Linked DNA regions of Homo sapiens: region 2 is linked to region 1. Evidence: chromatin contacts called from ENCODE Hi-C or POLR2A ChIA-PET data. All regions are on one chromosome and are shown on one strand. Each heading gives the region's core, a stretch centred on a gene start or an enhancer-like site at or near the end of the contact. The rest is flanking DNA. Distances are from core to core; before and after follow the strand shown. Region 1 has its middle 270 kb from the start of LINC02015. Region 2 has its middle 34 kb from the start of LINC02015.

Region 1 (6,216 bases), core at 1,301-3,800:
ATGAGTTTAAATTGAAAGTGGAATCTTCCTAACACATTCTATTGTTGGAACCAAGTGGAAAGCATAGGCAAGAAAGCAGAGACAGAGTCCAGCAGGCCAGAAGCCCAGGAAGACAATAAGAGGGGGACGAATGAGGCTTAGAATGAAAGTAGAGATTTCCCTAAATGGAATTGGAATTCTTCGCAAACTGCCTGTTTGAAAGTTTACGGACAGGTTAAACTTGCCTGGCTGGTCACAGAGGGAACACACAGAGTTTTTCACCTCCTAGAGGTGTATGAAAAATGTACCATAACAGTATACAGCAAAGCTTTCTATGATGGTTAACTCATAGAAACTTTCTGTGTGTGCTCCACACAACTTTCAATTACCAGGTCACGTAGTGTGATTATTGGCCTAAGAGTTTTAGCCTGTAAGACAAAGTCCTTAATATTTGCAGCAGGTGCACATATTGTGATATGGGAGGCAAGCTTGGGGTAAAGGAAGGCATAGAGAAAGAAAATTCTTTGAGTTTGACATATATTCTACAATTTCAATTCTTGAAAGCATGCCATTTAATGTTATTAATTCTACTTATCATCATGTTTCAATCCCATAAATGTAGATAGAACAATTTAATTGCTTCCTATTTTTGCTTTCATATTATAAAGATTCCCTGCAATTGGTTTTTGGTCCTTTAAAGTATAATAGTAATTTTAATCAAACAGTTATTACTGACATTCATTGAAAGCCTATAGATGAAAAAACTGAGGTTCTGAGAGCTTGAGTAATTTTCCCCAAGTTCATATAATCATGAAGTATCAGAACTGAGATTCAGATCTGGGTCTGATGAAAACCTGTGCCCTGGATGAGCTTCCTGACCTCAGTGCTAGTAGTCCTGCCTTGCTTCTCCTCTCTAACATCTGCCTGGTATGCCCTGTACACCACAAGCAAGGGGTGCCTTCCAGAAGTCTCATCTAGTCTCCAAACTATTGAATTCTCGGAGTGAGCAGGGGCATTCATGGCCAGAGATAGTGAGATTGTGCTTCTTGGTCCTGAAGGTGAATATTCTGGCCTGGCTGGTGAAAGGGGCATCAGGCTGAGGCCCTCCCATCTAGCCCATCTGTGTTTGGCCCAGTCTGCCTGCCTGGGTATCTGATTACTTCTTTCTTTTTTATTCCACTCTAAAAATTGAGCCTTAACCAGAACTCTGGGCAGGGAACCTTGGCTATCTGAGACTGTTGTGTAGTTCTTTACAATAATTTTCCTTGGTGACAGTCACTGATTCCAATGTCATACCAAATGATTCTACACTGACTTCTCTCATCCATACCTTGAACACCTACTGTTTGCCGATAATTAGTCCTGTTAGACACCCTGGCACCACCCCTGCCCTGCCCTGCCCTGCCCTGTCAGGGTACGTACATCAATCACCCATTATGCCTAGGATTCCCTACATTCACATACTGTGATTTTGCACTGGGGACCCATGCCTTTCAAGCTGACTCATGTGCAAGAAGAGGTCAAGGATGGAGTCTTTGTTATGATTTGTAGTTAACTTACCCTAGTAAATAGGCCAGTCTGTTTTCAACGACTCAGGTCAACAAGGATAGGGATCTGGAACTCGGAAGTATTTTACAATCAGGTTAAAGATGAGTTTAGATTTCTGGAGGGATACACTTCAAATAGTGTTTATGCTCCCTGGATATCACACTCAGGAAACTGAATTAGGAAGAAACCTGCTTCCTTCCACTGCCTGGCTAAACAGATGGGACACAAAAAAAAATCCTGATATAGAACCATTCCTGTTGCAGAGAGGCATAGAATCCTGAGTAGAAAATGGAAAAAGATTTTTCCATTTTATGCATTAGCAGAGTTTATTTTAGTGATTTGTTTAGTTGTTAATCTTCTCTGTGATAGTGTGATCCCTGGAAGGGCCACCAGGTCTCTTGTGCTCATTTTATCCAGTAGGGGGACACAAAAATGTGCTCAATCATTGTCAGCTGCTGGAAGCAATAAATTTAGGGAATGTCTAAAGAAAGAAAAAGACCCTCATGTAAGCAAATAAATGATACTAAAGGAAAGATAGGTCTTGTCTGCCTTACCAGATATGAGACGTGATGCCCTTAAGTCTAGTGAAAACCATCTACACGATAATTATGAGTGAAGATAATAATGGTAAGCAGTAGAAGCTTACTCTTCATATTCACATTGCACTTTTCAAATAACAACTGTAACATTTCTTGCTCAAGTCCTCAAAGCTCAGAAATAGTTATATTCGAAGTCTGTGCCAACCAAATGGATGTATTAAATACATTGCTGGCTAAAAGCCATCGAAAAACTCTCTTTTCATTTTTCCTTCACCCTTCTCTCTATCTATGCAAGAAAGACCTAGGCACCATGGTGCAAAATTCTACTATAATATCACTCTTGGAATTACCTGGCTTTGGAACATTGTACATAATAGTTCTAATGTAACAGCAAGAAATTTCCTCCTCCTGTTTATTTTTCTGAAGCTGTAATAAGCAATCCTGTGTGACATTGCCTGTGGTGCGGTTGCCAGGCAGCAGAAAGAGATCTGCAGCAGGAGGCGGGAGAGCGGGGGAAGAGAGAAGAGAAAAGCAAGAGAGGAGGAGGGGGGAGGGCTGAGCAAGTTGGGGGCTGGGCTCTCAAACTGCTGAGCCAGAATTCCATCTCCTTGTCATCCTTCATGTTCCAGGCACATAATGAGCCAATAAGCTGGGCCTTAGAGGGGAAATAAAGATGGAAAAAAAACAGTTGAATGTTGTCATTAAATAGGGTGTCAATAATGTGTTTTTATTTTGTGAAGAAAGGGTTTCAGCTTTTTTTTTTTTCTCATGAACTTTGCTTCCTGGTAAATGCAGCTGTACAAATATTAAAGGGACAGCTTCTCAGTGGGCCTGCTTTGCTCTAAAACAACAAACAATTAACACATAACATCTTCCAGCACCGTGCATGGAGAACATACAGTTATAACCTGAAAGGTTTCAACTCCTCCCAAATCTCATGGTGTGGAAAAGTAAATCACAGAGAAAAGGTACTCCACCCTTTATTGAACATGCAGTACTGAGACACAGCTTTGTACCTGAGAGCTGAGAGGTTGTTCAAGCTATTTCAAGAAGCTGGTCTCCTCATTGTGAGGCTTTCTTTAGTTTGTGAAATTGGGAGCTGCAGCTAAATCTCATCTCTTGGCTTTACAAGAATCTTGTTCTAATGAGATTAAAATGATAGGACTGGGATCCGAGCAGAAGTGGTGAGGGCAGATGGCACACAGGTCCCTCCATGCCGGCTTGGATGTCCCCCAGCACAATGCATGGTGCCTTTTGCCAGCCTTCCAAGCTGTCTGTGACTGGATTGGACACTCTCCAGTGGTAACAGACAATGATTTTTATTTAGATGTTTGATTATTCTTACTAATCAAATAGAAAAAGAACAGAAGGTTTGTTCAAAACAAACAATGTATTTACAGATAGTTTTGTGTGGTGGATGCACATTTCAAGGCTCTGAAGTTGTTAGTTCTCTCAGAAGACTCAAACTCACCATGTGGGAGAGAAAATGGGACAAAGCATGTTAAAATGGCAAGATGATCAGAAAGCACTTGGAATTAATGTAATGATGACTAAGTTTCTTTTTTCACCTCAGCAATGGGAGTGAGAAAAAGGGAATGTTAAATTAGGATGATCAACTCTGAGAATTTTGAGGAATAACATATGGGAATCCCGTTTCCATCCCCGCTGCATATCCAGGCATATTTCTTCTGTGCAGAGACTGACTTTCCAGTCCCTTCTAAGGTCATGAATGAGTCAATCAAGGATAATCAGTGATTTTTTGCAGATTCTAGGAGGAAGATAATGTGTCAGAAGAACAGTACTCTTTGGCATATACCACATAAAGAGAGAAGCAGAGACAGATAGGGGATTAAGCAGACAGATGGAATGATAAGAATAAGCAAGCAAACCAAGTCCACCAAGAACCAGGGCTAGGTGCAGGACCAATCACACTCTGCTGTTTTTTAGAAGGCTAACACTTTTTCCTAAGGAACTGCAAAATATTTACAGACACTTGACAGTTTTCTAGGTAGCACAGTTGGAATACGGACACTCAAGCTCTCCAGAACATCCTGTGATTGAAGTTTTGTCTATACTGAACAGCAGGAGGAACTAATCAGGGAAGCTGCTGGTTTGCCTGACCACACTGGTTAACGACAGTCTCCACAGAGCCTCCCTTGGAGCTAGAGATGAAATATCACACTATTTCATGCGAAACTTCACTTTTAATCAAAGCAAGAGGAAAAAATCTTCTAGAGTCCCATAGTTGTGCCACAATAGGAATTTCTACCAAAGTCTACAATCATTCTTCGTTTTTCACTCTTTAAACATTTATCTATCGTAATTTAGTTTTTATTTTATCAAAGTTATGCATGATTTACAAGATATTAATGAGACTTTTGTTAGTTTCCTTTTAGATCTCAATGTTGATAGATGATAAATGATAGGACACCAACATTCTAATGGGAAAAGATAAACCATCTATACAGGACTTTTAAAGAGGTGGTCAACATCCAATATTGTGACCCTGTGCCTAGATACAAGAGACTTCTCAGATAATGAAAGACCATTTTTTGTCTCTTGTTATGTGACCATCTAATGTGAAAGCTCTAGCGTTATCCTTTCATTTACTCATTCTTCTCTATCTCAAGCCAGGTAGAAGGATTCCATGGGATTTATGTCATTGTGGGAATGGGACATGAGAGAATTCTGGGGAAAACTGACCTGTGTCTCCTGAGGTTTGGGAAGCCGTGAGTTCCAAGAGCAGCTGCATTTGGCATCATATTTGTCCAGAGTCTTGGACCACGAAGAAAATAACACAAGAGGAAAGAAAACAGCTAAGTTACTGACTTTCTGTGGCTAAGACAAAGGTTCTGGACCAATTGAAATTCAAAGTGAAATACATCTGGTGTATTTAATTCAGTCAGAATAGATTAGATAGATTCCATTTTCTACATGCTGATAACACCTAGGGAAGGACTGAGGAATGGAAGATCAAACACACAACCTCCTTATAAACACACCTCTGTGCAGCATTTATAATGTACACACAATAGCCAGCATATCTTTCCTCATAAGGTTTGGATTGTTGAAAAGGTGTTAAAGCAATTTACAATGGGGTTGTGATTTTTATTTGCAGTGCAAATAGGAAAGGACTTTTGATGCAAAACCTTGTCAATGCAGAAGCAAGGCATTATTTTCATGGTAGGAAAGATAAAGAAAAATAGAATCTGCATCTCCCTTTGAAGAATCTAGCCCTAGCTGCCAAGGAAAGCAAAATAACAGAACAAATAGATTCCTGTGAGAGGATAAGCACCTTTTCGATCCTGGGAGCTTTGTCATTTTTCAAAACTAGTACATTTTTCATAGTTTGCCACAGTGATCTTCAAGTAGATAAATGGATATAGTCAGAAGCAAGTTAATTCCCATCCAGTTCCTTTTTAAGGATAACAGATAACTTCAAAGAGAAGTGGCACAAAGAAATGGTAGATGAAGAAAATAAAAGCACAGTCTGAAAATGAAGGGGTTCAGAAACCAATTGAAATAAAGCATGGCTTTAAACGATTTCTTAAATTATTCACATGTCACATTATTGGAAAAGCAATGGTTTCTCTCAGCCATTTCTTCCTAAATGTTTTGCTTTTGTTTCCAGAAATAACAGGTTTAATTAAGTGTGCAATATATACTCAAGCAATCCAGACTAATGCACACAGGACTTTTGAAATCACTTAGAAGATTTTAGGAGAGATTTGGATTTGCCATGTTCGGATGCTAATGGAGAAAGCTGGTCTTCAGGGAAAGGGCATGCATGAGTTGTGTATGGCTTTGTCAGTGCTGTCAAAGCTAGTTATTACATTATTAGGAAAAAATGGTTTTGAAAATAGCAAACATTAAGCAAACTGGAAATAAAACTAAGCTTTGTTAAACTCCTTATATGTGTCAGGATAATTTCACATGCATTATTTCAATTAAATCTTAAAAAACTCAGAGGAAATGGATATCATTTCCCCATTTTTAAGATATGTAAGCCAAGACTTTGTGAAGGCTAAGGTTCTTTCAAACCCAAGGTGTCTGACGGCAAATCCAACCCCTTTTCAATTATATTTATTCATATCTCTATGCTAATGAAGATGCATTATCAGTAAATACTGTTTCTGATCAGGAGATCAAG
Region 2 (6,216 bases), core at 1,038-3,537, 300 kb before region 1:
CTGCCTCAGCCTCTCAAGTAGCTGGGATTACAGGCATGCACCACCACACCCAACTAATTTTTATATTTTTAGTACAGATGGAGTTTCACCATGTTGGCCAGGGTGTCCTCTAACTCCTGACCTCAGGTGATCCACTCACCTTGGCTTCCCAAAGTGCTGGGACTGCAGGCGTGAGCTATCGTGCCCTGCACAAATAAATATTTTGTACTTCCAGGATATAATACTACGAGAAGAACACAATATTACTTGTGGGGTATTCTGGCTGGATGTATAGCATAAATGTAAGTATAAGGAAACTTCAAAAAACTGAAAATTAGATATTTTCTGTTAGAAAAAGGAGGAAGGAACAGTATTCTTTTTTTTTTTTTTTTTTTTTTTGAGACGGAGACTTGCTTTGTTGCCCAGGCTGGAGTGCAGTGGCTCGATCTCGGCTCACTGCAAGCTCCGCCTCCCGGGTTCACGCCATTCTCCTGCCTCAGCCTCCTGAGTAGCTGGGACTACAGGCGCCCACCACCACACCTGGCTAGTTTTTTGTATTTTTTTTTTAGTAGAGACGGGGTTTCACTGTGTTAGTCAGGATGGTCTCGATCTCCTGACCTCTTGATCTGCCCACCTCAACCTCCCCTGTATTTTTTAAAATGTCAATGACATTAAAAAAAGAAAAAAAAAAAGAAAGAAAGAAGGCTGCAGAAATGTCCCAGATTAAAGGAGACTAAAGAAAGATGACCAGTGCAATACCTGATTCTGCACTGAATCCTGTACTGGAGGAAAAAAATTATGATATAAAAGACATTTTTAGGCCAATTGGAAAAATTAGACTATGGACATAGTCTAGATTAAATAGATTGGATTAAAATTTTATGTTAATGTTAAGTTTCCTGAATTAGATAATTCTGCTGTGATTATGTAAGAGAATCTCTCTCAGGAAATACACATTGAATTATTTAAGGGTAAAGGGGCTTGATGTATTCAACTTCCATATGGCTTAGAAAAAACATATCATATATAATATCTTATGTATTTTAATATCTATTTATTAGATTATGTAATATGTGTTGTATAATATAAAATTTTATTTATGTAGATAGAGATGAGATGGAGAGTGCAAATGATAAAGCAAATAGGGTAAATATTAACAGATAAATCTGAGTAAATAGTATGTCAGTGTTCTTTGTACTATTCTTATTCTTGCCAATTTTTGTAAGTTTGAAATTATTTACAAGCAAAAGGCTTTTTAAAAAGGGAGTGAAAGAATGAGAGAGAGAGAGAGAGAGAGAGAGAGAATCTGTGTACCAGTGATGATTATTATAGTTCAAAATCTGACTATTTTACTAGCTGTGGGATCTTTAACAAGCTAATTGCTCTGTGCCTCAGTTTCCTTAACTGGAAAATTAAAATGATAGTACCTGCCCTATGGGGGCAGGTGTTTATCATAATTATGGTTCTAATTTTGTCTGTTGCCTAGGCTGGAGTGCAGTGGAACGATTTCGGCTCACTGCAGCCTTGACCTCCCAGGCTCCAGTGATCCTCTCACCTCAACCTCTGAAGTAGCTGGGACTACAGATGCTCACCACTACGCCTGGCTAATCTTTGCATTTTTTGTTGAGACAGGGTTTGCCATGTTGCCTGGGCTGGTCTGGAACTCCTGAGCTCAAGCAATTCACCCCAGCCTCTCAAAGTGCTGGGATTACAGGCATGCGCCACTGTGCCCAGCCCAGGCTGTTTATTATTGTTGACTCAAATGTCTTTATTTTGTTAAAGAGATACCTTAGCTGTGGGAGATAAATTAGGAACTAGGGTAAAGCTTGGGGTTTGAGGCACCTAGCAGGATCTGAGGCAGGTCTCTAGTTGACGACGGAATGTGCATGAGATACCGCTGGGAGGAGGATCATTCAGATCATTCATATCCCAAATTCAAAGATTTGGAGCTGCAGTCAGAGGCGATAGTGAAGAGTGAGCATGCATAAATACCCACTATGAATCCCGCAGAGCTGATGGTGACTCTGCTAATTATTCAGTAAGAGATTCTGAGACTCAGGAGCCTGGTGATTTTTCTAGAAAATAAAATTCAAGAGGACCAGAGTCTTTGGGTGAGGGGAGAGTGTTTCCCAATAATAAAAGCAGCAGCGAAAATAACAAATTTGATGCTTGGAAATAGGACAATTATAAATAAACCTGGTACAAGTTCTCCAAAAACAGAGATTGCCTTGTGAAAAATTCTGTCAGTTAGCAGGATGCTTAAATGACAGTATCAGGCAAGAGGAGAAGAATGTTGGCAGCGTGTGGGAGAGGTTGAAGGCCACTCCTGCCGTGCCTACGTTGGTTTCCTAATTTGGGTTGTTTCTCTCACAAGTTCCTTATTTGAAGACAGCTTGGACAGTGTTATGATTAGAAACATAATCCATTCCACATGTCCCTGGAAGCCTGAGAGGCCCAATTGCAAGGTTTTTAGGGATGAATGCCAAGGAGGCCCCCTGGAAATCTGTGACCCTGGAGCAAGTCACAGTTCATCTGGCCAGACTTGAATAGTGGCTCTTAGTGGGGGCCAGGGCAGGGTCTTGACAGACCTCCTTTACTTCTCCCCTCTGTTCTGATCTCCCTCATGACTGGGGGAGAGGGAGGAGGAGAAAGAGAGCTTGTTTGTGACCAAGGAGATGAGGCAGCAGGGAGGAGGGGCAGGTTTCTTGTGTCCTTTCTCTTTCTGCTGACTGCCCCGCTTCATCCCTGAACTTTTCAGCTGCTGTGTTATTTTTCTGCAATAGAACAACCCTAACCTCACCTCATCAGAGAGGTGTGCCGAGGAAGAGGCCCAGTCTTAAGCCGAAATTCGTCAGCTCTGCTACTTACTTGCTTAACCACTTTGAACCTGTTTTCTCAGCTGCAAAATGGGATAATTCCTTCCAGGGCCGTTGTGAGGGTTTTGAAAGGAGGTAATGTGCATTAAAAGTCTAGGACCAGGCCTGGCTTTGGAAGGTGCCCAGTGGATGGTCATCAGCATTATTCTGATTCTCGCCTGAGTAGAGGTGTGGCTCGCCCTCTCTAACTCAGTGTCTGGTGCTCCTAGGTCCTATCACAGCTCTGTAGTTATAAGTCCATCCTGAAAGTCCATCACCTGGATAGTATCTACTTACCCTTACCCCTTTTCTTTATGGCTTTAATGATACTAATGCTAAAACTTGCCTTTCCTTTAACCCTCTGGAATAGCAAGCCAAGCTGAACCTGCTCGTTTCTAACATAATTAATAGTCCGCATTTTGGTGGTAGGCCTCCGCTTAAATTATGTAGTTAAATCATACTCATACCTGATTTACACTTCTTGCTATAGCCATAGGAACAGCTTCACTTCTTTTTCTAGGAGTCAGACTGACCACTCCTGAGCCGATGAGAAACTCAAAGGTTTTTTCAGGGTTTATTACATCTGATGATTACGTATATATATATATATTCATTTTCAGATAAAACCAGATCTTGTTGAGATAGCTGTTTTCATGTTTCCCAGTTGAGCCTAAAGTCTTAATAGTTTGGGTGAATTATTTTTCATCTTCCTCTTACCCTATGCAACAATATGAAGCACTGTGAGTTTCTGTCTGATTTGAAATATGGATAAAATACCCTCTTATCAACTGCTAGTCAGAAGTGTAGCAACAAAAGAACTGGATTTAGAGTCAGAAGATCATTTGAGTCTTGGCTTCACCACTTACTAGTTCCACAATCTTAGTTGTAAATTCACCTCTCTGAGCCTCAATTTCATCTAGAAAATGGAGATAAAAATACCCTTGCCCATAGTAGTGTTGAGGATTAGAAATGGCAGCATAGAGGTGGCCATGGCAAACTGCAAAGTACATGACAATGTTCGTTTAATTTATTGTATTTATTGATTTTTCCACTGTGCAACTGAGGATTTTCAAAAGAAGGAGAAAACACAATTTTTGTCTTCAATGTGTGGCAATTTTAAAGTTAGATGCTAGGCCTTTTCTTATTTTGGCTTACCTTCTCTGCTGATAACTGTGGCTTAAAGCTTTACGCTTCTCTACTACTAATAATAGCATAGTAGTATCTGTCTCTTTTGAAAGGACAAATGAGCCAATAGCTAGAAGAACATTTTGTACTTCGGGGAGGAAATATGTCAGGGACATCTCAGGTAGCACTCTTATTGTTAGTATCATTCACCTGGATCATTTTTGTGCTGATACAATAACACCATCCCCACTCAAAGTGGAAAAAAATAAATTATTGATGGCTTTGCATACTCAAGCTGGGTTCCAGAAATGGCTTGTGAATAGCAAGGACTTGAGCTGAACTCTCCAAAGGAACAATGAGGGTGGTTGGAGTACAGTGGAAATGCGACCTCGGGGGATCAGTTTTCAGCTGCATTGTGGCCGAATTAATAATTCAAGATTATTGTTTTGGGCTAGGTATCCTTTTCAGCATCTTTAAAAACCTCTCTTTCTACCATGGTGGGATTGCTTCACTATTCAATGTCATGCCAAGGATTTTTTTCTTGAATGCAATGCTGTATAGTAGCAACGTGAAATATGTGAGTGTTCCTTGTAGATTACAATATACTCATTAGATCAAAATGTTTATTACAATCTCAATCTCTAAAAAATTGAGACATGTGTTTTGGATTCAGAATGTCTAGTATTTTATTCAATCGATTTCCCATCTTAGATTGTAGGCATTAGGATAAGGGTAGGAAAGTGAGATTCATATATGACACAGCTGCTTACCAGATAAGCTGCAGATGTTTTAGTCACCTCCATATTTTCTAATATCAAACATTTTATTTTTGTAGCTAACAGCGTTCTTTATGGCATTGTTTAGAAAGCTTTATACTAAAGTTATTTGTGATTGCCTTTTCCATAAAAGGATTGGGGGTGGCTTAAAAAGAAAGATACTAGGTTGAGAGAAAATATACATGTAAGAAGATGGAGACAATGTTTATTTGCCAGGCTTTCTCTTGGGGAGAACTGTGTTTGGATTACATTGATGACCTTCCCAGTGTGGAAAGAGAAATCCCAAAAGCACGCTTAAATATCCAAAGGTGATCCCTAAACTGCCATGCACATGCCAAAAAGAAAAATCTGTGTTGCTCCCGAAGAGATGGGAAAAATGTAAGGAGGGAAACAGAATTGATGACTCAAGTGAGTTAGATTCTTAAATGATGGAGGTTGCCATGTTTGAGATTTCCTTATGATTCTATTATCCTCTAGTGATCTGCAGCAATTCAAATTTCTCCAAAAGGTTAATATTGTGGCTTTCTGGCATCAACCAATGATGGACATGAGCTTGGAGTCACAGAGAGTGAAATAAAAGATGCCGGTTGGGAGAGGATGGAGGCTTTAGTTGATATGTGGGTTAAAGAGATATAGAAACAGAAAATAAAGCCCAAGAAAACAGGCAGGGTAAAAATTTATCAGTAATCACAATTGTTAATAGAGGGCTGTGATTTACTTATCACTCTGGCTTGGAGTTTCTTGATAGCCATTGTAGGAAGGGAAGCATAGTCAGTTCCATATTTCTTGTTTTCAGAAAGGGAGATGCATATTATCTCCAAGAGACGTTTAAAATTCAACTTTAATTCTGGAAGGATAGTCTTATGAGAGGCTTTCCACAGACGACTCCAGGTGACATAAGAAAAACAATGCCTTCAAGAACTGTTTGTCAGTCACTGTAGGAGCAAAATTTATGTGGCTTATCCTTGAACTACCCTTGATTAAAGTACAGGACATGGGAGCTAAAGCCCGAACCAGTGAAAAGAATTCTCTGTGGGAATAAATTAATCTGGTCTGTGCGTGGCAGTGTTTGTAGTTGATGTTTGTGGCTGATGTGCCAACATCAACTCATCCCGGTTGATCAGTCTAAGCTTATCAAGGTAATTCCATTCCTCCTGTCAATAATTCAGTCAGGAATGAGTCTGTGACCTAATCCTGGCCACTGAGAAGTGAGAGCAGAAAAATCTAGAGACTCTGGGAAAGGTTTTCTCCAGTAGGAAATGCAGGAAGAGAACATCTTTCTTCTTTCATGGGACATTGTTGTGCAGGGATGGGACATCATGGAATGAAGCCAACACTGAGCATGGCTGAGTGGATAAACAGAAAAAGCTCTTCTTGAGCTACTGACTCAGTCAGCCCTGGAGACCTTCTAGTTTTATGCAAGCTCATATATTCCTAATTGTTAAGTCCTTTTGAGCTGGAAATTATTTTACTTGCAGTCA

The links. Hi-C counts contacts between places; a loop is a spot of excess contacts on that map. ChIA-PET counts read pairs that join two places held with the same protein, here RNA polymerase II (POLR2A). Pooled maps may share reads with other maps.
Region 2: a loop to region 1 is called in a map of PC-9, with 4 times the contacts of the local background. The contact joins two enhancer-like sites. A Hi-C loop is called at or near these places in 1 of 168 maps with a recorded cell type or tissue (PC-9) and 1 of 50 pooled maps. POLR2A ChIA-PET finds 5 or more read pairs at or near these places in 1 of 52 experiments (AG04450).

Annotation. Positions count from the first base shown.
Region 1 is chr3:178,082,466-178,088,681 of GRCh38, forward strand. No RefSeq gene overlaps it. Among named protein-coding and RNA genes, the nearest start is that of LINC02015, 270 kb to the left of the region's middle. RefSeq lists an enhancer at 2,416-2,710 and a silencer at 2,416-2,710. Within about 2 kb of position 2,551, at least 15 of the 41 ENCODE cell types and tissues checked have a DNase peak (open chromatin) inside an H3K27ac peak, as active enhancers do.
Region 2 is chr3:177,779,449-177,785,664 of GRCh38, forward strand. No RefSeq gene overlaps it. Among named protein-coding and RNA genes, the nearest start is that of LINC02015, 34 kb to the right of the region's middle. Within about 2 kb of position 2,288, at least 14 of the 41 ENCODE cell types and tissues checked have a DNase peak (open chromatin) inside an H3K27ac peak, as active enhancers do.